Regions from separate parts of the Homo sapiens genome. Here region 2 is linked to region 1. Evidence: chromatin loops called from intact Hi-C (ENCODE). Cell type or tissue: B cell. All regions are shown on one strand. Each heading gives the region's core, and the rest is flanking DNA. Links, peaks and the distances in the headings are about the cores only. Region 1 overlaps CYP4F22 (cytochrome P450 family 4 subfamily F member 22). Region 2 overlaps OR1I1 (olfactory receptor family 1 subfamily I member 1).

Region 1 (15,842 bases), core at 4,526-12,525:
GAGACCCTGTCTCTACAAAAAAAAAAACTAGCAGGTCTGGTGGTGCACGCCTGTAGTCCCAGCTACTGGGGAGGCTGAGATGGGAGGATTGGTTGAGCCCAGGAGGTCAAGGCTGCGGTGAGCTATGATTGCACCACTGCACTCCAGCCTGGGTGATAGAGCGAGACCCTGTCTCAAAAAAAAAAAAAAAACATGGGCAGCCAGGGAGTACCTGCTCTGTGCAGTCCACCCTAGAAGCCCCCAGTAGAACAAGGATACAACGATGCATTAATGTGGGGAAGACAAGTAGGAACTTGAGCCAAAGCAGGCTTAGGGTGGGGAAGAGAGAGAAAGAAAAAGGCCTGGGGCCATGGAGTGGACAGAGAGGAGGAATGAATCCGGTTGGGGCAGTGAGGAAATAGGGGCTCCCCTCGGCCTCCCTCACTCCTCTGATGTCCCAGACCCCAACCCACCCTCAATATCCAGCTCCCTGAGCCCCATTCCCACCCCTCTAGAAGTCCACCCACCCTGAGACCCCAGACCCGTCGTGCTGCCATACTCACCAGGCTCAGGTGACCTCAAAAGCAGTTCCGTTTTGGAGGCTGCTGGAAACACTGGAGGCGGTGGCAGTTGTCATAGAAGGCGTACGTCCAGGCCAGGACACGGGCCAGGAGCCAGGAGGCCCCGACCAGCAGCAGGAGCAGCCATGGGGATGCTGCCACCGGCCCGAGGCCCAGCCAGGACAGGCTCAGCAGCGACATCCTGCAGGGCACACGGGATGGAGGGTGAGGTCCTGAGGCCCAGAAAAAGAGCCCGGGGAGCTTCGGGGACATTGGACAGGGGCAGGGATGGGAGGTGCTGGAGGCAGGGAGAGCTCAGAGATGAGAAAACAAGGGCTGAAAGCAGAGAGGGAAACCCAGGTACAGCCAGGAGAAGAGGCGGAGAGAGAAGAGAGTAAAGAAGAGAGAGGGAAGAGAGAAAGAGAGAGAGGAAGGCTGATTAGAGTCCTGAAAGGCCCAGCCTGAATCACTGCAGGTTGTCAGTGGCTTGGTTTCAGTTACCAGGAACCCATCAGCCCCACCAGGACCAGCTCCCTGGAGCCACCCCAGCCTTGGGCAGTGCCCCTCCCTCTCCCAGACCAGGACCCTCCAGCCCCGACAGTTCCAGCCTGGCACCTTCTGTCAGGAGCAGCTTGTCCCACACAACTTCCTCTTCCCTCCTCCTGGGGCTTCTTTGTCCCTGGCCCCTCACCTAGGCAAGGCTGGGCTGGGCTGGGCAGTCAGGGGCAGCCAATCCCCGTAGGCCATAGGCCTGGCTGCCTCCTCCCTGCCTGGGCAGCTGGCCAAAACCTGCAGGCAGTATCAGCTGGGTGCAGAGAGGAACCAAGTCAGTGTCACAGTTCAGAGTGGAAACTGGATCTTCAGCCTTCAGTATCTCCTGCTTGAACCTGGGGCCAAGGTGACTCTGGGACCCCAAGTTTACAGCTGCCCCTGCCCTTCCAAGGCCACGTAAATCATGAGGTTGGGAATTCAGGCGTCAGGCAAGGAGAACCAGGCAGGCCAAGCCTTGCACCCAAACATCTCCCACAAGTGGGCTGGGAGGACACCATGCACCATTTCTCGGTGCAGAATTAGGAGACTTGGAGAAGGGAGTCTCTGGCCTCTGACTGCACAACCTGGCAGAAATTCAAGTCCTGCCTCCAGCCAGCCCAGGGCTGAGGTGACACATGATGGCCAGGAGCAGGAACAAAGAACAAAGAATCCAGCCCCGCTGAGGATTACCCAGGTCAGATTCTGGGGATTAAGAGGAGAACTGGAAGAGTAAACCAGGCAGCTGTGGTCGGTTTTGTTTGTTTTAATTAATGCAAAACAGATTTATCTGCATGCACAGCAGTGAGGATTAGGAAACTAGATAGAAAGGAAAGAAGCCTTCAGCAGCAAGTGAAACTCATCAAGACTCTTTTTTTTTCTTTTCTTTTCTTTTCTTTTCTTTTTGGAGGCGGATTCTCGCTCTGTCACCCAGGCTGGAGTGCAGTGGCGTGATCTCGGCTCACTGCAAGCTCCGCCTCCCAGGTTCATGCCATTCTCCTGCCTCAGCCTCCCAAGTAGCTGGAACTACAGGTGCCCACCACCACGCCTGGCTAATTTTTTTGTATTTTTAGTAGAGACGGATTTCACCCTGTTAGCCAGGATGGTCTTGAACTCCTGACCTCAGGCGATCCACCCGCCTCAGCCTCCCAAAGTTTTAGGATTACAGGCGTGAGCCACCGTGCCCAGCCAAGACCTTTAAGTAGCTGACTCTAGGATCTCTATAATGGGAAGACTTACTCAGTCTAGAAGGTGGGGTGGGAGGCACAGGGGGCAAGAGTGAGAGGGGCCATGAGCGGACAGGGTCAGGCATAGGAGGGCAGAGCCAAGGGACTCTGGGTGGAGTCCTCGTTGTGCCCCGTCCTTGCTCTGACTGTGAGCAGTGCTGGGTCTCCTGGGCTCAGTCTTCCTATCTGGGAAATGGGATGTTGGCCTTAAAGGGGCACATCTTGTCCAGATACTGTCCTGAAATCCCCTGTTGGGTGTTCTCAGCCCTCAGCCACTAAGATGAGGGTGAGTGGGGTTTTTTCATTTTTTTGATGTTTGTTTTATTTTGTTTTGTTTTTGAGACAGAGTGTCGCTCTGTTGCCCAGGCTGGAGTGAGGTGGCGTGAACTCAGCTCACTGCAAGCTCCGCCTCCAGGTTCAAGCTATTCTTCTGCCTCAGCCTCCCAGGTAGCTAGGATTACAGGTGCCCACCACCACACCCAACTAATTTTTGTATTTTTAGTAGAGACGGGGTTTCGCCATTTTGGTCAGCTGGTCTTGAACTCCTGACCTCAGGCAATCCACTCGCCTCGGCCTCCCATAGTGCTGGGATTACAGGCGTGAGTCACCACGCCTGGCCAAGACTCTTAAGTAGCTGACTCTGGGATCACTATAATGGGAAGATTTATTCAGTGTAGAAGGTGGGGTGGGAGGCATAGGGGGCAAGAGTGAGAGGGGCTGTGGGCGGACAGGGGGCAGGCGTGGGTGGGCAGAGCGGAGTGACTCTGAGTGGAGTCCTCATTCTGCCCCGTCCTTGCTCTGACTGTGGGCAGTGCTGGGTCTCCGGGACTGGGTCTTCCTATCTGGGAAATGGGATGTTGGCCTTAAAGGGGCACATCTTGTTCAGATACTGTCCTGAAATCCCCTATTGGGTGTTCTTAGCCCTCAGGCGCTAAGATGAGGGTGAGTGGGGTTTTCTGTTTTCTTGGTGTTTGGGTTTTTTTTCGTTTTTTGTTTGTTTGTTTTTGAGGTGGAGACTTGCTCTGTTGCCAAAGCTAGAGTGCAGTGGCGCGATCTCAGCTCATGGCAAGCTCCACCTCCAGGTTCAAGCTATTCTTCTGCCTCAGCCTCCCAAGTAGCTGGGATTACTGGCACCCGCCATAACGCCTGGCTAATTTTTGTATTTTTAGTAGAGACAGGGTTTCACCATGTTTACCAGGCTGGTCTTGAACTCCTGACCTCATGATCTGCCCGCCTCGGCCTCCCACAGTGCTGGGATTACAGGCGTGAGCCCTCAAGCCCAGCCCCAAGATGAGAGTAAGTTTGAAGGATGGAGCTGCTGAATGAGAAAATCAGGATAGGTGTTCCTCCTGTAATTGATCGAATGTTGGGGAGATGTCCAAAATTTCCTTCCCCCACTAAGAGCTAACTACATACCATGTAGCCCTGCCTGATCCAGCTTCAGGTCCTAGAGCACGTTGGAGGGCCCTGGAGCTGCCAGCAAGCTGAGATGTACAGATTCTCCTTCTTCTCTACTGGGGTGGCTCCACCTGGTCCACCCCACAGACGAGCCAGGGGCAAGGCCAGGGCCCCCTGGAGTAGGTGGGAGGCAACAGGGTAGGTGCCCAGCTAGGTCTGGGGAGAAGAGGGAGGGGGAAAATCAAAAACAGAGAGGTGCCGAAACTTGCTCCAGCCACACAATGAAGTAATTAAACATTAGCATGGGTGAAAATGAATCCTGGCACGTAGTAGGTGCTCATTAAATATTTAGGGAAGAAAGGGACTTTTCTAGCCATGAGCTATAAGAAGTGGACACTCAAGATGTGATCCTTGGATCAGCAGCATCTTGGAAATGCAGAATCTCAGATTCTAACCCAGACCCCTTAAAGGTGATAGCCACAAAGTCTTTGTCACTGTCTTCAGCAAGAGGGAGAGCTTAATTTCTTTCCCCTTGAATCTGGACTGGCCTGGGATTGAGAACAGAAGTGGCATGTCACCACCTCCACCACACACTATTGGTTGCTTAACCTATAGTGCCTGGGTGACAGTGAGACCTCATCTCTGCAAAAAAAATACAAAAATACAAAAAAATTAGCCAGGTGTGGTGGCACATGCCTGTGGTCCCAGCTACTTGGGAGGCTGAGGTCCCAAGCTACTCAAGTTGCTTAACCAATAGTGCATGGTGATGGTGACATGCCACTTCTCTTATGGGAAATTAACAGAATGAGACAAGCTAGACAGCGACTGAGGGGGCTGTTCTGGACTCAGTGATCAGGCAGGAATGTCCCAAGAGGAGACCTTTGAGCAGGAACCTGAATGACATAAAGGAGGGGGCTCTGCATAAGGGCCACTGTATAAAGACCCAGCACCAGGTGGGACACACATGTTCATTCTCACTTCCATCCTCAAATGCACTGAGATAATCAGAGCTAGAGGGGTGCCTGCAACCAAGAGATGCAGGAGAAGCAGGGTGCACTGGAGACCCATGTGGTGACCGATGAAATCTCACCCAACGCTCACACCAGAAGCCAGTGTTGAAGTTTCATTTAACACTCTCAAGAACTCAAAACCCAGCCAGGCACAGTGGCTCATGCTTGCAGTCCCAACACTTCGAGAGGCCAAGACAGGTGGATCGTTTCACCCCAGGAGTTCGAGACCAGCAACACAGCGAGACCCTATCTCTGAAAAAGTAAATTTAAAAAAAAAAAAAAATATATATATATATATATATACATATATAAATACAAAGAATTAGCCAGGTGTTGTGGCACATGCCTGTGGTCACAGCTACTTGGGAGGCTGGGGTGGGAGGATCGCTTGAACTCAGGAGGTTGAGGTTGCAATGAGCTAGGATTGCACCTCTGCATTCCAGCCTGGTGACAGAGTGAAACCCTATCTCAAAAAAATAAATAAATAAATAAAAATTAAAAAGATGATGAAGAAGAAGAATTGCAAACCCAACAAGCCCCTTAGTCCATATTGAGGGCAGGACCAGCAGGTATAGCTATAACTGCCACATTTGCAGCCCGGGTGACAGAAGACCAGATGAACTGGATTGGGAGACAGAAATCCTAGAAGGGAACTTTGGAAAAGTTCAGAGGTCACACAAGAGCTAGGAACCACCACCAGAGCATGTTACTCGATGTTACTCAGTGATTTCCTCTCTTCTTTTTCTTTTTAATAAACTTTATTTTTTTAATGTATTATATATTTTGGCCAGGTGCAGTGGCTCACGCCTGCAATCCCAGCACATTGAGAGTCCAAGGCAGGTGGATCACTTGAGGTCAGGAGTTTGAGACCACCCTGGCCAACATGGCGAAACCCTGTCTCTACTAAAAACACAACAAACATTAGCCAGGTGTGGTGGCATGCACCTGCAATCCTGGCTATCCAGGAGGCTGAAGCACAAGAATCACTTGAACCCAGGAGGCAAAGATTGCAGTGAGGTGAGATCGCATCACTGCACTCCAGCCTGGATAACAGAGCAATACCCTGTCTCAAAAAAAAAAAAAAAAAGAAAGAAGAAAGAAAATAAAAGAAAAAATAAAATGGTCAGGGCATTGTGGCTCATGCCCGTAATCCCAGCACTTTGAGAGGCCGAGGCAGGAAGTCGGTACCAGCAAATAGGAAGCACCAAATTGCCAGCCATGAGAGTGAGCCACCTCAAAGTATCTCTTCCAGCCTCAAATGAGCTGCCCACACTGATGCTGTGTAGGACTGAGAAAGCCATCCTGGCTGAGCCCTGCCCAAATTGTAAACTTGTGAGCAAACTAAAAGTTGTATATATTCTGATACAGATAGGAGTTCATACACACATACCAAAAAAAAAAAAAAAACTTGTATATCTTTTTTATTTTTTTGAGATGGAGTTTCGCTCTTGTTTCCCAGACTGGAGTGCAATGGCATGATCTTGGCTCACAGCAACCTCTGCCTCCCTAGTTCAAGCGATTCTCCTGCCTCAGCCTCCCAAGTAGCTGGGATTACAGGCTCACACCACCGCGCCCGGCTAACTTTGTATTTTTAGTAGAGACAGGGTTTCTCCGTGTTGGTCAGGCTGGTCTCGAACTCCCGACCTCAGGTGATCCGCCAGCCTCGGCCTCCCAAAGTGCTGGGATTACAGGCATGAGCCACCGAGCTTGGCCTGTATATTGTTTTAACCTACTAAGTTTCCTGGTAGTTCAATATACAATAATAGATAATTGAAACAGATATATTTCCCAACAAGTTTGGAGTCATCAAAAAACTGATAATGGACTGGGTGCAGTGACTCAGGCCTGTAATCACAACAGTTCGGGGGGCCAACATAGGCGGATCACTTGAATCCAGGAGTTCCAGTTCAGCCTGGGCAACATGGTAAAACCCCATCTCTACAGAAAATACAAAAAAAAGCATCTGGATGTGGTGGTGGGAGGATTGCTTGACCCCAGGAGACAGAGGTTGCAATGAGTTGAGATTGAGCCACTGCACTCCAGCCTAGGCAACAGAGCAATACCCTGTATCAAAAAAAGAAAAAAAAAAAAAGGCCGGGTGCAGTGGCTCACCCCTGTAATCCCAGCACTGGGAGGCCAAGGTGGGTGGATCATTTGAGGTCAGGAGTTCAAGACCAGCCTGGCCAGCATGGTGAAACCTCATATCTACTAAAAATAACAAAAAAAAAATTAGCCAGGCATGGTGGTGTGCCTGTAATCCCAGCTACTCAGGAAGCTGAGGCAGTAGAATCACTTGAACCCAGGAGGCAGAGGTTGCAGTGAGCCGAGATCATGCCACTGCACTCCAGCCTGGGTGACAGAGTGAGACCCTGTCTCCAAAAAAAAAATTTTTTTAATAAACAAAAAAAACCCGGTAACGTGTGCATAAATGCTTTTATATACATTGGAAAACGTTCATATATATATGAACGTTTTTTAATTTTTAAAAACTGAAAAAAGAGCACACCAAACTGCTGGGCCAGAGGTAGAAGCAGAAGCAGAAAGCGGAAGAATTTCCCTTTCAAATTTTACACTTATAACTTATTCCCTGCTCCTTCCATGTCCTTGAGGAGGGAGGAGGCTGTCAGGAGAGGAGTGAGCACCCAGCTTGTGGTCAGACAGCCCATAGTCAAAGCCAGGCTCTGCCACTCCCTCACTGCCGTGTGACCTTGGGCAAGTGATTTGCCCTCTCTGAGCCTCACATTCATCGTTGGTAAAAAAAATAAATAAAAGCGCACACTGACAGGCTTCTGGGGATTGGAGGAACCAGCACACATGTGTGTCTTAATTTGGGTTCCCTGGAACTAGACCTTAATACAAGGAGTTGAGTGCAAATCCTCTATCAGGAGGGTGACCATAAGACAAGAGTTCAACTGCCTGTTGTTTCTTTGGGAGGTGATCCCTGGAAACACAATTAGGGCAATGGAGAAGAGGGATGGGGAAGGGAAGGCAGCAGCAGTTAAAGGGACCTTTATTGAGGAAGTTTCCACTGTGGGTAGCTAGGGCTCAGCCCTGCCTAGTACCTCAGGGAGACAGAATAGAACATGCACCTCCCAGAACAAGGGAGTCTTCACCCCCAGAGAGAGGGAGCTGGGGTATTTATCCACCAATACCCACCAGTCATTACTGACAGCTTCCTCCAAGGGCATGATTTCTCCAGAATGTCCTGCCTGCACCGCACAGGTCAGACCTGGGGACAGAGGCAAGGGCTCTGACAGTGGCTCCAGCCATGAGCAGGAACACAGCCTGGTGTGTGTGGATAGTTACAGTGACTCAGTGAGTGGAGTTCTCCTCTCCTCTCCTTCCAACACACCCATCCATATGCGCACACACAGTCACACCGACACATACACGTTTACACACACTCGTGTGCACACTACAACACATGCACACACTGTTACCCAAATGCACCCAAACACATACGCGGTCACACATGCACGCTCAAACGTGCACGGACACAAAATTGAACGAATAGAGAATGGATCTCCAAATTGTCCAGCAGAGGGAGCGTTCTTCACACTCAGGAGGAAGGAGGTCCCACAGCCGCCAGCGACAGGACCAGACTTCGGTGTTTTGAGAATTACACTTGCAGTACGTGTAACAGGGCTCCGGGGACCCAGGGACCTTACTCCTCCCCTTCTCATTCTCATTTATTCACCCTCGTGGCCCTTGGCGGAAACTCAGTGTGCATTACAAGCATGATGATACCGGACTATTCGCATGACAAGAAAAAGCCGAGGTGCAGAGAGGGACAGTCACGTGCCCAAGGCCGCCCCTAGGAAGGAAGAGCCTAGATTGAGCCCACATATGTCGGATCTCAAGGCTAACTTCGTTTGCTAGTGGATGGCGAGGTTGCGCCGAAAAGGGCCCAGGAGATGTTTGGCAAAGGATGCGCTCTTGGAGACCCTCGGTTGGGAGGGGGGTGTAGGAGAGGCAGCACCTGCAAGATCCGGGTGGCTCACGTAGGGTCTGGGACTGTCTGTTTCCCATTCAGCCCCGGAGTACGTCGAACAGGGGATCCCGGCCGACGACCCCAGCACAGGCCACCGGGGGGCGCCCCAGGACACACGCCGCTGCTACTGCCTCTCGCACAGCCAGCCCCGCTTTAGCTCATCTCCTCCCCGCTCCAACTCTAGCCCAACCCCCGTCGACGCCCCCTTCTACGCTACGTGGCTAGGGATCTAGACCAGGACTGGGAGCCTGAGGGGTGGGGCAGAAGAGGACTCAGCGCCAGCGCTGAGGCCGCACCGAATGATCTTGGGTAAGTCACTTCATTCGGGGGCTCAGTTTCTACCTCTGTTAAACGGAATAATAAAAAGTGATCTTACAAGTCAGTATGAGGATTAAATGGGAATATATGGAAAGAGCACACAGGAAGCACTCAATCAAAAAAAAAAGTTTTGTTTTTGTTTTTCAGACCGAGTCTCGCTCTGTCACCCAGGCTGGAGTGCAGCGGCACTATCTTGGCTCACTGCAACCTCCGTCTCCCGGGTTCAAGCGATTCTCCTGTCTCGCCCTACCGAGTAGCTGGGACTACAGGCGCGTGCCACCACTCCCGTCTGATTTTTTTTTTATTTTTAGTAGAGACAGTGTTTCACCGTGTTAGCCAGGATGATCTCAATCTCCTGACCTCGTGATCCGCCCGCCTCGGCCTCCCAAAGTGCTGGGATTACAGGAGTCAGCCACCGCGCCCTGCCCTAATTTTTTGTATTTTAAGTAGAGATGGAGTTTCACCATGTTGGCCAGGCTGGTCTGGAACTCCTCGCCTCAACTGATCCGCCCACCCCGGCGTCCCAAAGTGCTGGGATTACAGGTGTGAGCTACCACGCCTGGCCTCATAATTGTTAGGTTAACTTTGGAGACCACCCCCAGGGCTCCCTTAAGCCCTTACTCCATACACACACACACACACACACACACACACACACGCGCGCGCGCGCGTGCGCGCACACACACACGCACACATGAGATCTCACCCAGTCTTAAAGTTTTGCTTTCTTTTCTGTTTTTTTTTTTTTGTTTTTTTTTTTTTGTTTGTTTTGGTTCTCCAGTTCATGGTTTTTAATTAGCAGAACTGTTGCCTTTGGGACTGGATAATTACTTGTTTTATTGAGCTAGGTATCCTTTGTCTTGTAGAATGTTTAGCAGAGTGCTGGGTCCCTACCCTCTAGACGCAAATAGTAACCACCGGTTGTGACAACCAAAAATGTTTCCAAATAACAACGAATGTCATCTGGTAGGAAAAATCACCCCCATTTGAAATCGCTTCACTAGCTTTTGGAAAAATATATAAAATATTTATACTAAGGCTTCCCAAATATACATGCCCAACCCAAAACTCTTGAATTGGAGAACCGTTTATTCGACTGACATGTCCAATTCCTCTGAACCAAAACTGACATCCTGACATCTCCCACAAAACAACTTACTCCACTCAGCATTCCCCACGTCAGCTGATGGCAGTTCCATTTTTCCAGATGTTCAAGCCCAAACCTAGTGTCCCCCACTTCTTTCAAACTTCACGTTTTATCCACCACCAAGCCTGACAGCACTGCCTTTGTGAACAGTCACTCCTCCTTGGAATCCAATTGCTCTTGATCACATCTAAAGACCCCGGCTTGGTTGAAGCCACCATCATGTCTCACCTGGACGAATGCAGTCACCCCTAACTGATCTGCCTAGTCCCATCTTTGCTCACACTGTCTCTGTTTAACAGAGCACACAAAGTCCTGTGGAAGTCCTGGCATGGTGGCTCACACCTGTAATTCCAGCACTTTGGGAGGCTGAGGTGGGAGGATCGCTTGAGACCAGGAGTTCAAGACCAGCCTGGGCAACATGGTAAGACCCCCGTCTCGATAACAAATACAAAGCTTAGCTGGGCATGGTGGTGTGTGCCTGTGGTCCCAGCTACTCAGGAGGCTGAGGCAGGAGGATCGTTTGAGCCCAAGGAGGCCAAGGCTGCAGTGAGCTATGGTTGCACCCCTGCACACCAGCCTGAGCAACAAAGCATGACCCTGTCTCAAAAAAAAAAAAAAAAAAGTTCGTATGACAAAGCTTGTCCCTCCTCTGCTCAGAACTCCCCATTTCTGTCACAAAAAAAGTCACAGAAAAGGCCCTGTGTGAATTTACTTCTTTCTTTACTTATTTATCATTTATCATATCTCCTCCCTAGAGGTAAACTCTGGGAACCTAGGGCTCAAACAGTGCCTGTCTCACGGCAGATTGCCCAAGAAATATTTGGTAAATTAATTTTTTTTTTAGACAGAATCTCACTCTGTCGCCCAGGCTGGAGTGCAGTGGCACAATCTCGGCTCACTGCAACCTCCACCTCCCAGGTTCAAGCGATTCTCCTGCCTCAGCCTACTGAGTAGCTGGGATTACAGGCACCCGCCATCAAACGTGGCTAATTTTTGTATTTTTTAGTAGAGACAGGGTTTCACCATGTTGGCCAGGCTGGTCTCAAACTCCTAACCTCAGGTGATCCACCTGTCTCAGCCTCCCAAAGTGCTGGGATTACAGGCATGAGCCACCGCACCCGGCCTGTTGAATTAATATTATTGTCTCTAGTGACCTAGATGGAAATAGTCTACAGGCAAATGCTACCTAAAAGGAAGATGATACCACTATTATACCACCACTATATATATAATGATGGCATATATAGTGCATATATATATATTATATATGTGGTATAATAGCAGTATCATTTTCCTTTAGTGTAGCATTTTATATGTATAAAATTGCTGACATTGTCATTGCCCACCTTTTTTTGTTTGTTTGTTTTTGGAACAGGGTCTTGCTCTGTTGCCCCAGCTGGAGTGCAGTGGTGTGATCATAGCTCACTGCAGCCTCAAACTCCTCAGCTCAAGTGATCCTCCTGCCTCAGCCTCCCAAGTAGCTGGGACTACAGATGTGCACCATCACACCTGGCTAATTTTTTATTTTTTGTAGAAATGGAGTCTCACTGTGTTGCCCTGGCTGGTCTCTAACTCCTGGTCTCAAGCAATCCTCCAGCCTCAGCCTCCCAAAGTGCTGGGATTACAGGTGTAAGCCATCACGCCTGGCCCCCATCTTTTATATTCCCATATCAGGGACTACTCTACCATCAAGTTCCCTCAGCCAAATACCTGAGCATCACCCTTACCACCTCCCTCCCCTCAGCCCCCACTGCTAGATAGTCACCCCAATCCTGGCCCTTCCTGTTGTCTGGACCTCAGCTTCCCTCTTTCCCAGGGTCCCAACCCCGCAAGTCACCTCCCTGCCAGCCCTAGATCTGGCCATGTCCTGTCCTGATCCCGCTCACACACTCTCCATGGCTCCCTATTGCCCTCAGCATAAAGCCTGTGCATTTGGCCCCTTCCTTCATTCTGCCCCCACTTCCCAGATCCAACCACCTGGCCCCTGGTGAGTTCCTCAAACACACTCTGTTCTCCCTCAGCTCAGGGTATTCTCAGATGTTGTTCCTTCTGCCTGGAATACTCTTCCCTCCCCTTGTCACCCACTCAACTTCCATTCCAGCATCGGAGAAGCTCTCCCTGACCCATCCCCATCCCTCTGCTATATTCATCCAGCACCCGGGGCCTCTCCTTTGGAGCACCTGTCCTGGGTTGTAAATAAACCTTTACACGTGGAATTATTTGTTCAACATCTGTCCCCCACCCCCTAAGAAGGCAGAAAACAGGGCCTGCCTGTGGTTCTGAAGCAGTGCCAGCAAACAATATGTGATCTGTTGATGAAATAAATGAACACACAAACTGACCCCCAAAATCTGAGTTTATGTCCTAGGATAAATGGCTTTCCAGCCTCCTAGCCCGCAGCTTCGCTCAGTTGCAGAGCCCCTCATTCCCATGCTGGGGGCTCCACGTGTAAGGATCTGGCTGAGCTAGGGGTGGAGGGTGGGGTAAGTCTGCATCCTTTGCTTTTATTCTGCAAAAACAGAACACTCAGCAAAGGATCTTTGGGCAAGGGAGGAAGGAAGGGGCTTACAAGGGTCTGAGTTTACAAAACAACAACAAAAGCAAGCAGCCTCGAACCCTACGATCCAGCCTCACGCCTGAGCAGTCTGCCCGTATGAGCTGAGGGCCTCAGGAGGGTGATGTCCGAGTTAAAAGCTCTGACGTCAGGCTCCAGCTTTCCTCAGTTTGGAAGCCTGCCAGGGGTTCAGCCAGTTGGGGGGGGGTGGGGTGTGGTGGGCCCTGAGTCATAGGTGGGTCTTAGGTCCTCTGAAGGCTCAGTGGGCAAGGCCTGGAGACCTGGATCTGCAGGGGCGTGGCCTGAGGACCTCAATCCGTAGGATCCTGGGGGCGGGGCCTGAGCCCAAGGGGGCAGGGTCGACCCTGGTCCCTCAAACAGGACAGGTGCGAGAAGTCAGGGGGCGGGACCTAAGCCTCAAGGGGCGGGATCAGGCCCCCTAAGGGGAGGAGCCTTGCCTTGAGGGGCGTGGCCAGTACCACCAGGCTGCTCAACAGCGGTGCCTGGTCATCCAGGAGCTGAACCTGAACTTCGAGGGGGGTGGCCTATGCCCTCGGGATCTTTGGGGCGAGTCCTGGTCCTTTGGGGGCGGGGCCTGGACCCTCGGGAGCCGCAGGGGCGCGCCCACGCTCAGGCCCGCGGAGGCAGCGGCTCCACCTTGAGCCAGAGCCCGTTCTCCGTGCGCAGTATGAGCTCCGGCTTCCGCCGCACCTTGCGCGTTCGGTCCACGCTCAGGCGGAAACGTAGCAGTGTTAGTGCCACAACCACGCGCAACTCGGCCATGGCGAAGCTCTGTCCGATGCAATTCCTGGAGGAAGAGGGGACAGGGCTCAGGCCCAGCTTCTGTGTGAGCACTGGTCCCCGGGGGTCACATGCCTCCTTTGAAAATGAAGCAAGCATCCTGGGCTGGCTGAGGGTTAAAGTGAAACCCCACGCTGGGTGAGGGTTAAAGTGAGACCCCACGGATCGCTCAATTAATGTGACCTTGGGGTTGAGTGTCTGAATCCCAGTACAGCCTCTTACTAGCTGTGTGTCCTGGATACACAGCGCCCCCTCTGAGTCTCAGTTCCTTCATCTGTAAAAACGGGGACAAAGGCATCATAGAGCCAATGGGAGCGTGGGAGCCCAGAACTCAGGGCCTGACACACCGTTGGTGCTCAATACCCAGGATGCTATTGCAGAGTCTGATTTGGGGGCCTCCTGGCGCATTGGGGAGAGGGTGCTGGGTCTTCAGAAAGGACGCCTGGGTGCCATCTGATCTCTGCTCCTGAGAGGCACATTCCTGATCTTTCCCTGCCTCTGTTCCTACACAGCTGGCTTGGACTAGGGGAAATAGAGGGGTTACCTGGGTCCTGCAGAGAAGGGCACATAGGCCAGTGGAGAGCGCTGCTGTGGGTTGTCCGGGTCAAAGCGGTAGGGGTTGTACACCTAGGGAGGAACAGCCTGGAGATGAGTCTGGGGGCTGCCCCAGACATCCCAGCCTGGCCCCCTTCCCTGAGCCTCTGGGGGTCAGTAAAGATGGATGGGGAGCACCCCAGGGCCACCTCTTCCATTCCACCTTGCACTTCCTGCAATGCAGCCACACCTGCCTCCTTCTGTTGTTCACACGCACCAGTGAGATTCCACCTCAGGGCCTTTGCACTTGCTGTTTCCTCTGCCTAGAACAGGCTTCTCCCTGATCCTTCATCCCCTAAGTTCTCAGCTCAAACATCTCCTCGGCAAGGCCTTTCATAACCACTCGAGCTAAAGTGCCCCCTCCACCTGTTTTTCTTTTTTTTTGTTTGTTTGTCTGTCTTTGTTTGTTTGTTTGTTTGTTAGAGTCAGAGTCTCACTCAGGCTGGAGTGCAGAAGCGCGATCATAGCTCATTGCAGGCTGGGCGCGGTGGCTCACGCTTGTAATCCCAGCACTTTGGGAGGCCAAGGCAGATGGATCATCTGAGCTCAGGAGTTCAAGACCAGCCTGGCCAACATGGTGAAACCCCATCTCTACTAAAAATACAAAAAAATTAGCCAGGCATGGTGGCACACACCTGTAATCCCAACTACTCAGAAAGCTGAGGCAGGAGAATCTCTTGAACCCAGGAGGTAGAAGTTGCAGTGAGCCAAGATCGCACCACTGCACACGCTCCAGCTTGGGCAACAGAGCAAGACCCAGTCTCAAATAAATAAATAAATAAATAACCATAGCTCATTGCAGCCTCAAACTGCTGGGCCCAAGCGATCCTCCTGCCTCAGCCTCCCGAGTGGCTGGCACTGCAGATGTGCATCACCATGGCTGGCTAACTTTTTTTTTTTTTAGAAATGGGGTCTCACTGTGTTGCCCAGGCTGGGCTGAGCTGGAACTTCTGGCCTCAAACAATCTTCCCATCTTGGTCTCCCAAAGCACTGGGATTACAGACACAAGCCACCACATTGGGCCAACTTTTTCCTTTTTGGTAGAGATGGGGGGTCTCGCTGTGTTGCCCAGGCTGGTCTCAAACTCCTGGGCCCAAGCGATTCTCCCACCTTAGCCTCTCAAAGTGCTGGGATTACAAGTGTGAGCCACTGCACCTGTAAACCGGAACTGGCCCAGTTTTTCTTTCTTTTGTGCATGTATCAATACCCAAAATCTTATTTATTTGCTTATTGTCTTCCCCAAAACTTCACTGTGAGCCCTGTAAAGGCAAAGACAGTATCATCCTCTATTTTCAGAGCCCAGCACACACTCTGGCACACAGTAGGTGCTCAATAAATATTTTCTGCCCTAATGAATTAACAATCAGTGGGTGAATAAATGGCTAAATGCGGAGTGGGGAGGGGTGTGCGCACTCAGGCCCTGCAACCAGCCCTGCTCGCTGGCTCCCTGGGGCGCAGGGGAGGGGAGGACCTGAGGGCAGGGAGGAGTGGGGCAGGCACTCACCTTGGAGTCAGGCCACACTGTGGGGTTGTGGTGGGTTCCATAGATGCTGACCAAGCAGATGATTCCTGTGGGGAAAGATGGGATCAGTGGGGCCAAGGGGAGCCAGGGCCTCCTCCAGAAACATCCCCCAACTTGGGTCTCCCTAGAGCCATGATGTTCCCATGAGCCATCTGCCACCACCTTCTGTCCATCCTTCTCTAAAAAATTCTGCTGCCCCATCCACTCTTCCCAC
Region 2 (15,842 bases), core at 5,155-13,154, 460 kb after region 1:
GAGCTCCAGCTGTCCACTGTAGAAACCTGGTTATCAATACACTCTTTGCTGACTTCCTTCCCTTCCCTCTCCCACATATCCACCCCACTTACAGTATTTCCTGTTTATTTCCTAAATACTTGAATCCTTGTCTCAAGGTTGGCTTCTGGTGGACTCCAAACACAGACATTCTGTCTAGGCCTCTGTTTCATGTGCAAAGGGAATAATAAATTAGGCTGTTTTCAAGGCTATGGGCATGGGGCGTGGTTCTGTGGGGCTACATCTCCATTCTACCAGCTCCCTGGGGTGCTCAGTTCCTGGGGGATGGGAGATAGAGAAGGTTTTGGGGAGCAGGACCCAAGCTTCCTCCACCCGCTGTGGTCATTCCCATTTGTTTCCACACCTGAGGCTTGCGTCTATCTGGCATCTTCCAGGAGAAGAAGGTGAATACCTCAGCCTGCCTAGGCCTCCCTGGCTGGAAGTCAGACCTCAGAGGAACCAGCAAAGGGGTGGCTGCCCAGAGATATCCATCACAGTAGCATTCAGGAGCTGGAGGGAGAGGGGATGATTGTATATAATGAAATGGTTATGAATTCTGTTAGCATAAAGCAGCTTCCTGAGGCAGGGCACAGTCTCACCTGGGTGACAGTCAGTGGTACAGCATTGCTTGACCAGAGCCTCCCATTGACCCTTGGAAAAATCTGGCCAGACAGCTATAGAGCTGAAACTGAGGTGCAGGAGGGGTCCATAGTTGCTCCATGCCACCTCCAGAGTGGTCTCTGTTTATCAGCTGCAAGGCTGTGGAGCTTTCCTGCTGGCTAGGCCCCTGCACAGCCTCAGGGATAGACTCAGCAACTGGCCACTGCAGCCATGCCAAGAGCTCTCCAAGCTGGACATGGTGGTTCACACCTGTAGTCTCAGCTATTCTGGAGACTGAGGCAGGAGGATCACTTGAGCCCAGGAGTTTGAGGCTTCAATGAGCTATGACTGCACCACTGCCTCTAGCCTGGGCAACAGAGCGAGACCCTGTCTCTCCCCGTCTCTCTCTCTCTTTTTTTTTTTTTCTTGAGACAGGGTTTTCACTCTTGTTGCCCAGGCTGAAGTGCAGTGGCGCAATCTCGGCTCACTGAAACCTCCGCCTCCCAGATTCAAGCGATTCTCCTGCCTCAGCCTCCTGAGTAGCTGAGATTACAGGCGCCCACCACCATGCCTGGCTAGATTTTGTATTTTTTAGTAGAACTCCTGACCTTAAGTTATCTGCCCTCCTTGGCCTCCCAAAGTGCTGGGATTACAGGTGTGAGCCACCGTGCCCAGCTGAGGCCCTGTCTCTTAAACAAAGCTTATCTGATGTCCAGCTCCCAGACCTGGTGTGCTGGTGTGGACCCCCTAGACTCTACAGGCTGGGTGTACCAGAGGAAGCAGGAGCAGCCTGCAGAGAGGTGGCTGATCAGGTGAGGACAGGTGGCTGGGTGGGCAGGGCTTTGACAGAGATCCCACATCAGGCTTAGCTCCTGCCTCCTTCCTCCCATGCTTCTGGGCTCTCCTGCACATTCCAAAGTAAAGTCTAGCCCTTGTCTGGCTCCTGAAGAGTTGCCTTCAAGCTGGTGGAGTATCCTGTGTGATGAGAGTCTCTTTGTATACCTGGAGGTCACACCAGAGAGTTTATGCCAAAAACGTGTTTTATGGTGGAGGCCTTGGGCCTCACTGTGTCAGTTTGACCTCTCGAGGGGCTTGAGGCTGAGTAGCTAAGGTCAGTCACACAAATGGTCAGCCATACTATGTGGCTGTTATGGGCTAAATCAAGCTTGTTTAACCCGCCACCCACAGGCTGCATGTGGCCCAGGAAGGCTTTGAATGTGACCCAACACAAATTCGTAAACTTTCTTAAAACACTATGAGATTTTTTTTTTGCGATTTTTAGCTCATCAGCTATCTGTTAGTGTTAGTGTATTTTATGTGTGGCCCAAGACAATTCTTCTTCCAATGTGGTCCAGGGAAATGAAAAGATTGGACACCCATGGGCCAAATTATGTCCCCTTCAGTCCCTTGCCAAATTCCTATGTTGAAGTCTTAACTCCCGGTCCCTTAGAATGTGACTGTATTTGGAGATAGAGTCTTCTCTTCCTCTTTGGTCTCCCAAAGTGCTGGGATTACAGGTGTGAGCCACTGCTCCTGGCCATGTATGTATTTTCTTTCTTCCTTCCTTCCTTCCTTTCTTTCTTTCTCCTTCCTTCCTTCTTTCTTTCTTTCTTTCTCCCTCTCCTTCCTTTCTTCTTTCTTTCTCTCTCCTTCCTTCCTTCCTTTTCTTTCTTTCTTTCTCTCCTTCCTTCCTTCTTTCTTTCTCTCTCTCTACTTCCTTCCTTCCCCTTTCTTTCTTTCTCTTTCTTTCTTTCCTTCTTTCTTTCTTCTTTCTTTCCTTCTTTCTTTCTTCCCTTCCTTTCCTTCCCTTTCCCTTTCCCCTTCCCCTTCCCCTTTCCCTTTCCCTTTCCCTTTCCCTTCCCTTCCCTTCCCTTCCCTTCCCTTTCCCTTCCCTTTCTTTTCTTTTTCTATTTTTTTTTTCAGGGTCTCTCTCTGTCGCCCAGTCTGGAGTGCAGTGGTGCGATCTTACAGGCCTGTGCCACCACGCCCAGCTAATTTTTGTATTTGTAGTAGAGACAGGGTTTCACTATATTGGCCAGGCTGGTCTTGAACTCCTGACCTCAAGTGATCCCCCGACCTTGGCCTCCCAAAGTGCTGGGATTACAGGCATGAGCCGCCACACCCAGCCCCACATGTATGTATTTTTCTTCCTCCAATTTTCTTTCTCGTTGGCTGCAGGCCTGATACGCTGTGCTTTTGGTACCTGGTGGGTTAACCACCCGCAGGCACATACAGACCCATTCGTTGAAAGACAAAATGCAGGTGGAGGGACCGGTCAGGTTTGGGCAGAGCTCAGCACTTCTGTGGCAGTCATGGTGAGTTGGCGGAGAAATACCCCGGAGCTAGAGACAGAGGTAATTACGTTAAAATGACGTCTTTAGGGTGAGTCCTAATCCAGTAGGACTAGTGCCTTACGAGAAGAGGAAATTTGGATACAGATGTGTGCACACATAGAAGGAAGACAATGTGAAGTCTCAGGGAACAGCCAGCCACTTACAAGGCCTGGAGAGAAGCCACAGAACAACCCTACCAACGTAACTTGACCTTGAACTTCCAGCCTCCAGAACTATGAGAAAATAAATTTCTGTTGTTTAAGCCTCCCAGGCTGTGGTATTTTGTTATGGTAGTCCCAGGACACTAGTGATCCTCCATTATCTGCAGGGAACATGTTCCAAGATGCCCGGTAGATTCCTGAAACCGTGGGTAGTACAGAACCCTAGCTATACTGTGTTTTGTCGATCTCATAACTGCCATGGCTAGTAAGGGACTGATGGGTGGGGTGTTTACAGTGCAGATGTGCCAAACAAAGGGAGGATTGACATCCCAGCTGGGATGGAGTGGAATGGTGCAAGATTTCATCACACTACTCAGAATGGCACGCACTTTAAAACGTATGAGTTGTGGCCAGGCGCAGTGGCTCATGCCTGTAATCCCAGCACTTTGAGAGGCTGAGGTGGGCAAATCACCTGAGGTCAGGAGTTTGAGACCAGCCTGACCAACATGGTGAAACCCCATCTCTACTAAAAATGCAAAAAAATTAGCTGGGTGTGGTGGCGGGCACCTGTAGTCCCAGCTGCTCGGGAGGCTGAGGCAGGACAATTGCTTGAATGCAGGAGGTGGAGGTTGCAGTGAGCCAAGATTGTGCCACTGCACTCCAGCCTGGGTGACGGAGTGAGACTGTCTCAAAACCCAAAACCAAAAACGTATGAATTGCTAGCACAACAGGGTGACTGTAGTCAAAAATAATTTAATTGTACATTTGAAAATAACTTACAGAGCATAATCAGATTGTTTGTAAAACAAAAGATAAATGCTTGAGGGGATGGATACCCATTTTACCCTGATGTGTACATCCCTGTATCAAAATATGACATGTAATTCATAAATATATACACCTACTATGTACCCACAAAAAAACTTACTAATTGTTTATTTTTTTTTCTCTCTCTTTTTCTTTCTTTTTTTTTTTGAGATGGAGTCTCACTCTGTTGCCCAGGCTGGAGTGCAGTGGTGTGATTTTGGCTCACTGCAAGCTCTGCCTCCCAGGTTCACGCCATTCTCCTGTCTCAGCCTCCTGAGTAGCTGGGACTACAGCGCCCGCCACCACACCCAGCTATTTTTTTTGTATTTTTATTAGAGATGGGGTTTCACCATGTTAGCCAGGATGGTCTCAATCTCCTGACCTCGTGATCCGCCCGCCTCGGCCTCCCAAAGTGCTGGTATTACAGGCGTGAACCACCATGCCCAACCCAAAGTGTTTATTTCTCAAATTTTTCATTTAGTATTTTTGGACTGCTGTTGACAGCAGGTAACTGAAACCTCATGAAGAAGCGGGAACTATTGTAATACAGTGGCCAACCTCCAATAAGAACCCAGAACACCTCCCAGCACTTTGGGAGGCCGAGGCGGGTGGATCACGAGGTCAGGAGTTCAAGACCAGCCTGGCCAAGATGGTGAAACCCCATCTCTACTAAAAATACAAAAAATTAGCGGGGCATGGTGGTGGGCGCCTATAATCCCAGCTCCTCGGGAGGCTGAGGCAGAGAATTGCTTGAACCCTGGAGGCAGAGGTTTCAGTGAGCCGAGATCGCACCACTGCACTCCAGCCTGTGTGACAGAGAGAGACCCCGTTTCAAAAAAACAAAAACAAAAACAAAAAACAAACAAACAAAAACAACCCAGAACACCAAGGCTTGGGTCAGCTCCTTGGTTAGCAACACTCTGCACCTGTTGTTACACATTGTGGCTGTGAGAATTCAGCATTGTCTATGTCTGTACAACTCCACTGGGAGGGAACAGCTGGAAGCTCATGCCTGGTGTCTCCTAGATGCTGCTCTATCTGCCTTTTACCTTTGCAGATTTTTTTTTTTTAATGGGGGCCAGGTGTGGTGGCTTACACCTGTAATCCCGTTGCTTTGGGAGGCCAAGGAGGGAGGATCACTTGAGCCCAGGAGGCAGAAATTGCAGTGAGCTGTGATCACACCACTGCATCCCAGCCTGGGTGACAGAGCTAGATGCTGTCTCAAAAAAAAAAAAAAGGGGGGGGGGTTACTCTGTTGCCTCATCTGGAGTGCAGTTGTGCAATTCTAGCTCACTGCAACCTTGAACTCCTAGATCTGAGTGATCCTCCGACTTCAGCTTCCCAAGTAGCTGGGACTACAGGTGTGCATCACCACGCCTGGCTAATTTTTACAATTTTTTGTAGAGACAGGGTCTGGCCATGTTGCCCAGGCTGATCTCGAACTTCTGGCTTCAAGTGATCCTCCTGCCTCAGCAGAGTCCCAGTCCCACAAGGCACCTGAGTGTGGGACAGGCATAATTGAAGGTTGGGGGTATCAAAGGAGGAGTGCATCTCTCACTTAAAGTGTTGGGATTATAGGCATAAGCCACTGTGGCTGGCCCTTTGCAGATTTTAATCTGTATCTGTTTACTGCAATAAACCATGAGTATAATAACATTACTGAGTTCTGTGAGTCTTTCTAGCAAATCATTAAAGGTGAGGGATGCCTTTGGGATCCCCAGCCACAAAGGTTTACACAAACAAAACCACCTCCATTTCCTGCCAAGTTCCTGGCAAATGGACAGTTGGGAGGATTGTCCCAATCCATCTCTGCGAACTTCAGCCCAAATCTTAGTGAATCTTTCTTACACTTTCCAGAAAGTGGCCACTCCTGCTGGCTTGTCCGCTTTTCACTCCCCAGAGTCCCACACAGGGGCTGCTCCCTCCTCCCGGGACAGGCCTTGAGTTGCTCCAAGCTGCAGTGTGACCTTGGGCAAGTCACCCACCTGGGAGGCTACCAGCATCATGAGGGAGGGAGAGGCTGGGTTTTGAGGTCACACCAGCCTGGGCTGGATTCCCCCACTCTGCCCCAGATCTGGCATGTGGCCTTGGGGTGGTCACTTTTCGTCTCTGAGCCTCAGTTCCCGAATCTCCAGATTTGCTTTGAATCACCCAATAAAATTTCACATGGAGAGAAGGAAGTGTTCTTGTACTTTTTTTTTTTTTTTTTTTTGAGACAGAATCTTGCTGTGTCACCCAGGCTGGAGTGCAGTGGCACAATCTTGGCTCACTGCAACCTCCGCCTCCCAGGTTCAAGCGATTCTCCTGCCTTAGCCTTGAGTAGCTGGAGCTACAGGTGCATGCCACCACGCCTGGCTAGTTTTTGTATTTTTAGTAGAGATGGGGGCTTCACCATGTTGGCCAGGCTGGTCTCGAACTCCTGACCTCAGGTAATATACCCATCTTGGCCTCCCAAAGTGCTGGGATTACAGGCGTGAGCCACTGTGCCCGGTCTGTTCTTGTACTCTTAATATAGGCTTGGGCCGTGTGCAGTGGCTTACACCTGTAATCCCAGCGGTTTGGGAGCCAAGGTGGGAGGATGGCTTGAGGCCAGGAGTTCAAGACCGGAATAGGCCACATAGTGAGTCCTCGTCTCTATAAAAAAGTAAAAAAAATTAGCCATGTGTGGTGGTGCGTGCCTATAGCCCTAGCTACTCAGGAGGCTGAGGTGGGAGGATTGCTTGAGCCCAGGAGGTCGAGGCTGCATTCAGCCATGATCACACCACTGCACTCCAGCCTGGGCGACAGAGCGAGACCCTGTCTCAAAAAAAAAAAAAAAAAAAATTTACTGGATAAGATTGGCTCAAACCTCTTCCAGCATGCTTGCTAAGATTTTAGAGAATTTCCAGATTATTTTCTGTCTTTTGTTGTTGCTGAATTAAGGAGTCCCGCCATCTTGCTGGTTTTGCTCTGTGGGATGAGGCCCCTGGCTTCTTAATTTCAGCAGAGTCCCAGTCCCACAAGGCACCTGAGTGTGGGACAGGCATAACTGAAGGTTGGGGATATCAAAGGAGGAGTGCATCTCTCACTTAACCTTGACTGCAGGTATCTTTGTTCCAACTCAGCAGCCTACTTTGGCTGCCCCATCCGGTATTCCTAAAACCTTTCCATCACACTGCCTCATTCATTCATTCATTCAGAAAATATATTTTGTGGCTGGGTGCGGTGGCTCATGCCTATAATCCCAGCACTTTGGGAGGCTGAGGTGGGTGGATTATTTGAGGTCAGGAGTTCGGGACCAGCCTGGCCAACATGGTCAAACCCCGCCTCTACTAAAAATAGAAAAATTAGCTGGGCATGGTGGCGGGCACCTGTAGTCCCAGCTACTTGGGAGACTGAGGCAGGAGAATAACTTGAACACGGGAAGCGGAGGTTGCAGTGAGCCAAGATCACACCACTACACTTTAGCCTGGGCGACAAAGTGAGAGTCCATCTCAAAAAATAAAATAAATAAAATAAAATAAGATTAAATTAAAATAAAGAAAAAAAGTGTTTTTTGTTTTTTTTTTTCTTCTGAGACAAGAGTCTTGCTCTGTCGCCCAGGCTGGAGTGCAGTGTCATGATTTTGGGTCACTGCAACCTTTGCCTCCCGGGTTCAAGCGATTCTCCTGCCTCAGCCTCCTGAGTAGCTGGGATTACAGGCACGTGCAACCACGCCTGGCTAATTTTTGTATTTTTAGTAGGGATGGGGCTTCATCACGTTGGCCGTGGTTGGCCAGGCTGGTCTTGAACTCCTGACCTCAGGTGATTGCCCGCCTTCACCTCCCAAAGTGCTGGGATTACAGGTGTGAGGCACGGTGCGTGGCCAGAAAACATACATTGAGTGGCTACCGTACTAATCATAGGGGCACAGAGGTGCAAAGATAAACAAGATAACACTATTTCAGGTCCCAGCTCCCAGCTCAGTCAAATGGGTGAAACAGACATTAATCAAAGGGTTACACAAACTAATATAAAACCACTGCAGTGAGGAGGCCGGGTGCAGCAGCTAACACCTGTAATCCCAGAACTTTGGGGGGCTGAGGCAGGTGGATCACTTGAGGCCAGGAGTTCGAGACCAGCCTGGCAAACACGGTGAACCCCGTTTCTACTAAAAATACAAAACATTAGCCAGGCATGGTGATGCGTGCCTGTAATCCCAACTACTCGGGAGGCTGAGGCAGGAGAACCATTTGAACCCAGGAGGTGGGGGTTACAGTGAGCCGGGATCGCCCCACTGCACTCCAGACTGGGAGACAGAGCAAGACTCTGTCTCAAAACAAAACAAAAGACCCCACAAAACCACTGCAGTGATGAAGAGATCACTAATGATGAGTGATGATGAGAGAGGGGATAGCGAGTGTAACATTAGGGCAACTGATGTAGCTGGGCAAGGGATGGAGGTTAGGGGAGGCTTCCTTGAGGAAGTGGAGTTTGTGCTGAAATCTCAATGCCAAGCAGGAATTTACTCAGGAGGGGTCAGGAAGAGGGAACAGCATTTGCAAAGGTCCTGTGGCACCAGCTCCTTATCTTCTGATGGTTTTCAGCCCACTTCACCTCTCACTTTTTGGTCTTTCTTGGTCCCCTTAACTCTTGTCACTCCCATCCATCTATACGAGGATTGGCAACCTATGGCCCATAGGCTAAATCCAGCCCTTGAAATAAAAATAGTTTTGCATTTATTTTTATTTATTTATTTATTTTTTAAGTTTTTTAGAGACAGTGGTCTTACTCTATCCCCCAGGCTGGAGTGCGGTGGTGCAATCATAGCTCACTGCAGCCTTGACCTCCTGGGCTTAAGTGATCCTCCTTCCTCAGCCTCCTGAGTAGCTGAGACTACAGGCATGCACCACCATGCCCAGCTAATTAAAAAATTTTTGTAGAGATGGGGGAGGTCTCACTATGTTGCCCACTCCAGTCTCGAACTCCTGGCTTCAAGCAATCCTCCTCCCTTGGCCTCTCAAAGTGCTGGGATTACAGGCATGAGTGAATGCACCTGGCCTAGAGTAGTTTTAACATTTTAAAAGTGGTTGAAAACAAACCCAAAGGCTACAAGGTATGACATGTACTATGATATGAAATGGAAGCTTCTGTGTTTATAAACAAAGTTTTAGTGGAACACAGCCAAGCCCATTCGTTGATGTCTCATCTATGGCTGCTTTCGCCAGACAGCAGCAGAGTTCAGTCATTGCAACGGAGATGGTAAGGTCCCTAAAGCTGACAATATTGACGACCTGGACCTTGACAGAAAAAGTTTGCTGACTCCAGATCTATGGCATGGATAACTGGCAGGTTCGTTCTGAAGCACAGCCCCACCCCCTATCCTCCTTAAACCTTGTCATGGTCCCACTCCCCGTGGTCCACACACCGTGTTACTCCCAGTGCCCTCCACGGGCCCCCTGCAAACCCAGCTTCCCTGTCACTCTGGGCTCAGGCCACACCAGTCTCCGTGATTTCTTTAAACAACACAGGCTCCTTCTCATCATGGAAACTTTGCACCTGTTGTGCCCTTCCAGGGGGAGATTACACCTAAGGGCCATGGACCTGGGCCAGTTCACAGCTAGAATACAAGTTTCCGGGGAAAAAAAAAAAACAACCAAAAACCAAAAAAAAAAAAAAAAAAAAAAAGCGTTTTAAATCCAATTTGTGAAATGACATTATTGCCACCTAGTGGCCACTTCTCTAACTGTAGTTTTCAGAGCTTTTAGGGCGGTTGGGAAGGTTCCCTCCTGGACACAGTGGCTAGAGCGGCACCCCAAATCTGGTTCTCCTGTATCTCTGTACCTAAAGCCTATTTGGGTCCCGGTTATCTACAGGACCCCCATCTAGCCCAGTGATGCTCAAACTTTTAAATTACAAACTTTTTTTTTTTTTTTTTTTTTTTTTTGAGACAGAGTCTCGCTCTGTCACCCAGGCTGGAGTGCAGTGGGGCGATCTCGGCTCACGCAAACTCCGCCTCCCGGGTTGACGCCATTCTCCTGCCTCAGCCTCCCAAGTAGCTGGGACTACAGGTGTGGGCCACCACGCCTGGCTAAGTTTTGTATTTTTTTTTAAATTGAGGAGGAGTCTCGCTCTGTCACCCAGGCTGGGGTGCAGTGGCGTGGCCTTGGCTCACTGCAAGCTCCGCCTCCCGGGTTCAGGCCATTCTCCTGCCTCAGCCTCCCGAGTAGCTGGGACTACAGGTGCCCGCCAACATGTCCGGCTAATTTTTTGTATTTTTAGTAGAGATGGGGTTTCACCATGTTAGCCAGGATGGTCTTGATCTCCTGACCTCATGATCCGCCCACCTCAGCCTCCCAAAGTTCTGGGATTACAGGCATGAGCCACTGTGCCCGGCCTAATTTTCGTATTTTTAGTAGAGAGGGGGTTTCACCATGTTGGTCAGGATGGTCTCGATCTACTGACCTTGTGATCTGCCCGCCTCGGCCTCCCAAAGTGCTGGGAATACAGGTGTGAGCCACCATGCGCAGCCTGCTGTTACTTTCAGTGGCAAAACCACAATTACTTCTGCACCTACCTTGTAGGGGTGTTGCTTAACACTTATTGAGATTGTGCATATAAAGGAGTTAGCATTGTTCAGATAATAAATCTCGGTTGTCATCATCATTATTGTCATCATGCTGATACCCAGTAAGTGAATCCATGCAATCTAAATCCTTCATCCTTTTCTCCAGTTCTAGCCCAGGGTCCCTTGGCCAGAACACATGGTCAATTGTAAACTTGAGAGGATGTACTGGGACACTTTGTAGGTTTTGTAGGTTGCTGACATTTCTTAAACTAACTGCATTTGTTTTCTAGCAATGTTGCAACAAAGTACCACAAATCAGGCCGAGTGTGGTGGTTTACACCTGCAATCCCAGCACTTTGTGAAGCCGAGGAGGGCAGATCTCTTGAGGCCGGGAGTTTGAGACCAGCCTGGGCAACATAGTGAGACCCTGTCTCTACAAATATATATAGCTGATTGCAGTGGCATAGGCCTGTAGTCCCAACTACTCAGGAGGCTGAGGCAGGAGGATTGCTTGAGCCCAGGAGTTTGAGGTGAGGTTGCACTTTAGCTATGATTGCACCACTGTACTCCAGCCTGGGTGACACAGTAGATCCTGTCTGTCTCTAAAAGAAAAAAAAATTTAAAAATTACCATGAACTAGGTGACTTAAACAATAGAAATTTGTTGTCTTACAGTTCTGGAGGTTAAGAGTCCGAGATCAAGGTGTTGGGCCAGGTGCAGTGGCCCACGCTTGTAATCCCAGCACTTTGGGAGGCTGAGGTGGGCAGATCACTGGAGGCCAGGAGTTTGAGACCAGTCTGGCCAACATAGTGAAATCCCATCTCTACTAAAAACACAAAATTAGCTGGGCGTGGTGGTGGGTGCCTGTAATCCCAGCTACTTGGGAGGCTGAGGCAGGAGAATTGCTTGAACCTGGGAGGTGGAGGTTGCAGTGAGCCAAAATCATGCCACTGCATCCAGCCGGGATGACAGAGCAAGACTCCGTCTCAAAAAAAAAAAAAAAAAAAAAAGATCAGTTGTCAGCAGCTTTGATTCCTTGGTTCCTTCTGAGGGCTGAGAGGGATAGCCTGTTCCACGCCTCTCCTGGCTTCTGGTGGTCTGCAGGCAGTCCCTGGCATTCCTTGGCTTGTAGGAGCATCACCCCAATCTCTGCCTCCATCTTCATGTGGCGGTCTCCATGTGTGTGGGTGCCTGTGTCCAAATCTCCCCTTTTCATAAGGACGCCAGTCGTATCAGATTAGGGACCAACCTAATGACCTTACTGTAATCTAATGACCTCTGTAAACACCCTATCTTCAAATATGGTCACATTCTGAGGTCCTTGGGGTTAGGACTTCAACATATCTTTTTTATTTTATTATTATTACTTTTGCAGACAGGGCCTTGCTCTGTTTCCCAGGCTGGAGTGCAGTGGCAGGAACATAGCTCATGCAGCCTCGACCTCCTTGGCTCAAGAGGTCCTCCTGTCTCAGCCTCCCGAGTAACTAAGATGACAGGTGCACACCACCACACCCAGGTAATTTTTTCTTTTTTCATTTTTATTTTTTGTAGGGATGAGATCTCACTATGTTGTTCAGGCTGGTCCTGAACTCCTAGCTTCAAATGATTCTCCCTACTCAACCTCCCAAAGTGCCAGAGTTTACAGGTGTGAGCCACTGCGCCTGGCCTCCCACGTATCTTTTTTTGGGAGCCACAGTTCAACCCATAACACTAACTTTTTAAGTGCCCCGGGCCACCTGATCTGCTGTGGCTGACCCTGCGTGTAGAATCATACTGGGTTCAGAGTCAGGCGATGAATGTCACAGGAAACACATAGATTTTGGAGCTAGGCTAGGGTCTGTGTTCCCAAACTACGATTGATGGACCGTCTGCATCAGAGTCCCCTTGACTGGGGGTTGTGGGGAGACAGGAAGCCTGTTGGGAATTGAGAAAGTAAGCCCCAACCACAGTCATAGTTACAAGTGGAGGTCTCAAGACCCCCCAGGAGGCTGAGGCTTGCTGGCTGACTAAGCGAACAGCACGTGAGCTAATCTCACTTGCAAATATTTTCAAAGTTCTTCCACAACACTTAGGAAACACTGGCTAATACATGGGCTGTCTGTATCTACCTATCTATCTATCTATCTATCTACCTACCTCCTCTATCTCTATCTATCCATCCATCTATCTATCATCTATCTGTTGATCGATTGATCAATCGATCGACTGACCTACCTACCTATCTCATCTATCTATCTATCTATCTATCTATCTATCATCTATCTACTTATATGATCTATCTATCAATCAATCATCTATCTGTCTGTCAATAGATAGATCTATCGATCGGTTGACCTACCTACCTACCTACCTATCTATCCTATCTATCTATGTATCTATCTGTATATCTATCTATCTATCTATCTATCTATCTATCTATCTATCTATCTATCTACATATCTTATCTATCCACCCTATCTACCTATCTTATCTTATCCTCTCTATCTATCTGTCTGTCTATCTATCTATCTATCTATCTATCTATCTATCTATCTATCTATCTACCTATGAGTGACAGATCTTGCTCAGTTTCCCAAACTGCTGAAGTGCAGTGGTGCAGTCATAGCTCACTGCAACCTTGAACTCCTGGGCTCAAATGATCTGCCTGCCTCAGCCTCCTGATTAGCTGAGACTACAGGCGTATACCACCATGTCTTGCTAAAGTGATTTTGTGTGTGTGTGTGGAGATAGGGTCTCTGTATGTTGCCCAGGCTGGTCTCAAACTCCTGGCCTCAAGTGATCCTTCCACCTTGGCCTCCCAAAATGCTGGGATCACAGGCTTGAGCTTCCACACCTGGCCTTTGTCAATACTAAAATGAGTGTAGCTACGTCTCTTGTTTTCAACTACTCTTATTCACATAGCAATCCTAAAAGGCTGATCCTCCAGGAGGGCTAATTTCAGGCCAGTTTGATCCTTGCTATTCTGATCTTTTTGGGGAAGATAAATCCTGGGGAAAATGCACACCTTTCCTTTGGGTGCTCATACACTTTGTTCATCTCTTTATGACACATTTATCACGTTGTACTGGAAGGATTTATTCCATGTCTCTGTTCCCAGCTAGACTCTGAACTCCTCCAGGGTAGGGGATGGGATGCATCTCTGTGTCCCTAGCAGCCAACAGTGATCCTGGAACATGATAAACATCCAATAACTGTTCTGGCCTAGGACAGGGGACGGCCACTTTGCCGATGAGCTTCCCCAGGGCTGCCTTCATATCCTTGTTCCGTATGCTGTAGATAAAGGGGTTGAGCATGGGGATGAACACCCCACACATTAGGGCGGCTGCCTTGTCCTTCTGGGAGGAGCTGGGGGATGTGGGCTGTAAGTACACAGCAAAGATGGTCCCATAGGACAGTGACACCACAGTGAGGTGTAAGCCACAGGTGGAGAAGGCTTTCCACTTGCCCCGAGTAGAAGGGATCTTAAAGACTGTCCAGAAAATGCGGATGTACGAGAGAAGGATGCAGGAGAATGGGCTGGTGCCCACGACAATGCCAAAAGCAAAGATCACCAGCTCGTTGGTGTGCGTGTCTGAGCCGGAGAGCTTCAGCAGGGGCATGAGGTCACAGAAGAAGTGGGAGATTTCAGAGCCGGCGCAGAAGGTCAGTTGAGCCATGAGGCAGGTGTGTATGAGAGACTGGAGGTTGGTGATCATCCATGATGCTCCCAGCAGCAGCCCACAGACAGGGGAGCACATGAGAACCAAGTAACGCTGTGGGTGGACAATGGCCACGAAGCGGTCGATGGCCATTACTGCCAGGAGAAAGCTGTCCATGGTCCCGAACAGGTGGAAGGCATACATCTGGGTGAGGCAGCCCACAAAGGGGATGGCTCTGCTCTGAGCCTGGATGTTCGCTAGCATCTTGGGGACGGTGGTGGAGGATAATAGGGTGTCAACGAGTGAGAGGTTGAAGAGAAAGAAGTACATGGGTGTGTGGAGGTGAGAGTCCGTGATGATGGCCAGGATAATGAGGGCATTTCCAATGATGGTGACCAGGTATGTGGAGAGGAACATTGTGAAGAGGAGGGTCTGATGCTCTGGCTTTTCTGAGAGTCCCTGGAGGAAGAATTCTGAGATTTCGGTTTGCTTTTCTGGTTCCATGTATGGTCTGTGACTAGTGGGAACAAAAAGGGAGAAAAACCACACAGAGCCAGGTGTCAGAGATGCCATTCTGGTCCCAGCTTCCCACGGAAACCTATACTGTTCTGTGAAAATTCCATCAAATCCATCAAATTCCTTTGTGTTCAGTTAACCTCAAGCCATCTTCAGTGGGCTTCTGTTGCTCCTCAAGCCAAGTCATTCATGCCTGAGACAGTCAGGGTCTCAAGGATCTAACGGAGTCGCTCATAGTCAACTTGGATGTTCTCTATAAACACTTTTGCTTCCTTCAGTGGAGCAAAGCTTCATAGAAAACAAAACCAAGTGGCCCGCGCCTGTAATCCCAGCACTTTGGAAGGCTGAGGCGGGCAGATTGCTTGAGGTCAGGAGTTCGAGACCAGCCTGGCCAACATGGTGAATCCCCGTCTCTACTAAAAATACAAAAAAATTAATCAGGCGTGGTGGTGGGCGCCTGCAATCCCAGCTACTCTAGAGGCTGAGGCAGGTGAATAGCTTGAACCCGGGAGGCAAAGTTTGCAGCGAGCAGAGATTGTGCCACGGCTCTCTAGCCTGGGCTATAGAGCAAGATTCTGTCTCAAACAAAAAACAAAAAACAAAAATAAAAAAAGAAAATCAAGCAGAATCAAACCTCAACAAAAACTCTATACAGTAAAGGGAACCTGACCATCTTCTGTTTTTCCTTCTCTTCCTTTCCTGTGTTCTCTCCCTGTTTTCTTTTTCCTTTTTCTTTTTTTGAGACAGAGTCTTGCTCTGTCACCCAGGCTGGAGTTCAGTGGCACGATCTCAGCTCACTACAACCTCTGCCTCCTGGGTTCAAGTGATTCTCGTGCCTCAGCCTCCCAAGTAGCGGGGATTACAGGCACGCACCACCATGACTGGCTAATTTTTGTATTTTTAGTATAGACGGGCTTTCACCATGTTGGCCAGGCTGGTCTCAACTCCTGACCTCAAGTGATCTACCCGCCTTGGACTCCCAAGGTGCTGGGATTACAGGCATGAGGCACCGCGCCTGGCCATCTCCCTCTTTTCTTTCCTCCCCCCTCAACCCTCCTTCCCCTTCATCCTTCCACCAACAATATGTAATCTTTAACATCAGTTTTGTGTTAAAAACCGATGAATGGATAAAGAAAATGTGGTAGGAATATACAATGGAATACTATTTATTCAGCCATGGAAAAAAGAGGAAATTCTATCATTTGCAACCATATAGATGAAACTGAAGGACATTCTGTTACAT

The links. Hi-C counts contacts between places; a loop is a spot of excess contacts. Peaks named below come from ENCODE experiments on the same cell type or tissue, not always from the same donor. Only the 100,000 strongest peaks of a DNase experiment are listed, where the experiment ranks them.
Region 2: a loop joins it to region 1, with 21 times the contacts of the local background. A loop is called at or near these places in 94 of 110 quality-filtered maps.

Annotation. Positions count from the first base shown.
Region 1 is chr19:15,548,971-15,564,812 of GRCh38, reverse strand. It overlaps CYP4F22 (cytochrome P450 family 4 subfamily F member 22), which reads right to left. Exons shown (of 14, transcript NM_173483.4): 12 at 15,611-15,675; 13 at 14,057-14,139; 14 at 12,496-13,519. The coding sequence ends at 13,342. It also overlaps the pseudogene CYP4F23P. Among named protein-coding and RNA genes, the nearest start is that of CYP4F22, 48 kb to the right of the region's middle. RefSeq lists an enhancer at 8,341-8,480 and silencers at 8,941-9,000, 13,198-13,247. In B cell, for the core only: CTCF peaks have their summits at 8,073, 8,282 (motif pointing right) and 8,724; DNase peaks (open chromatin) are centred at 8,242 and 8,792; H3K4me3 peaks cover 1,071 bases; H3K27ac peaks cover 348 bases; H3K27me3 peaks cover 1,391 bases.
Region 2 is chr19:15,085,811-15,101,652 of GRCh38, reverse strand. OR1I1 (olfactory receptor family 1 subfamily I member 1) reads right to left here. Exons shown (of 2, transcript NM_001004713.2): 2 at 8,683-14,600. The coding sequence starts at 14,587. The coding sequence ends at 13,520. Among named protein-coding and RNA genes, the nearest start is that of OR1I1, 12 kb to the right of the region's middle. In B cell, for the core only: CTCF peaks have their summits at 9,416 and 9,615 (motif pointing left); a DNase peak (open chromatin) is centred at 9,612; H3K27me3 peaks cover 254 bases.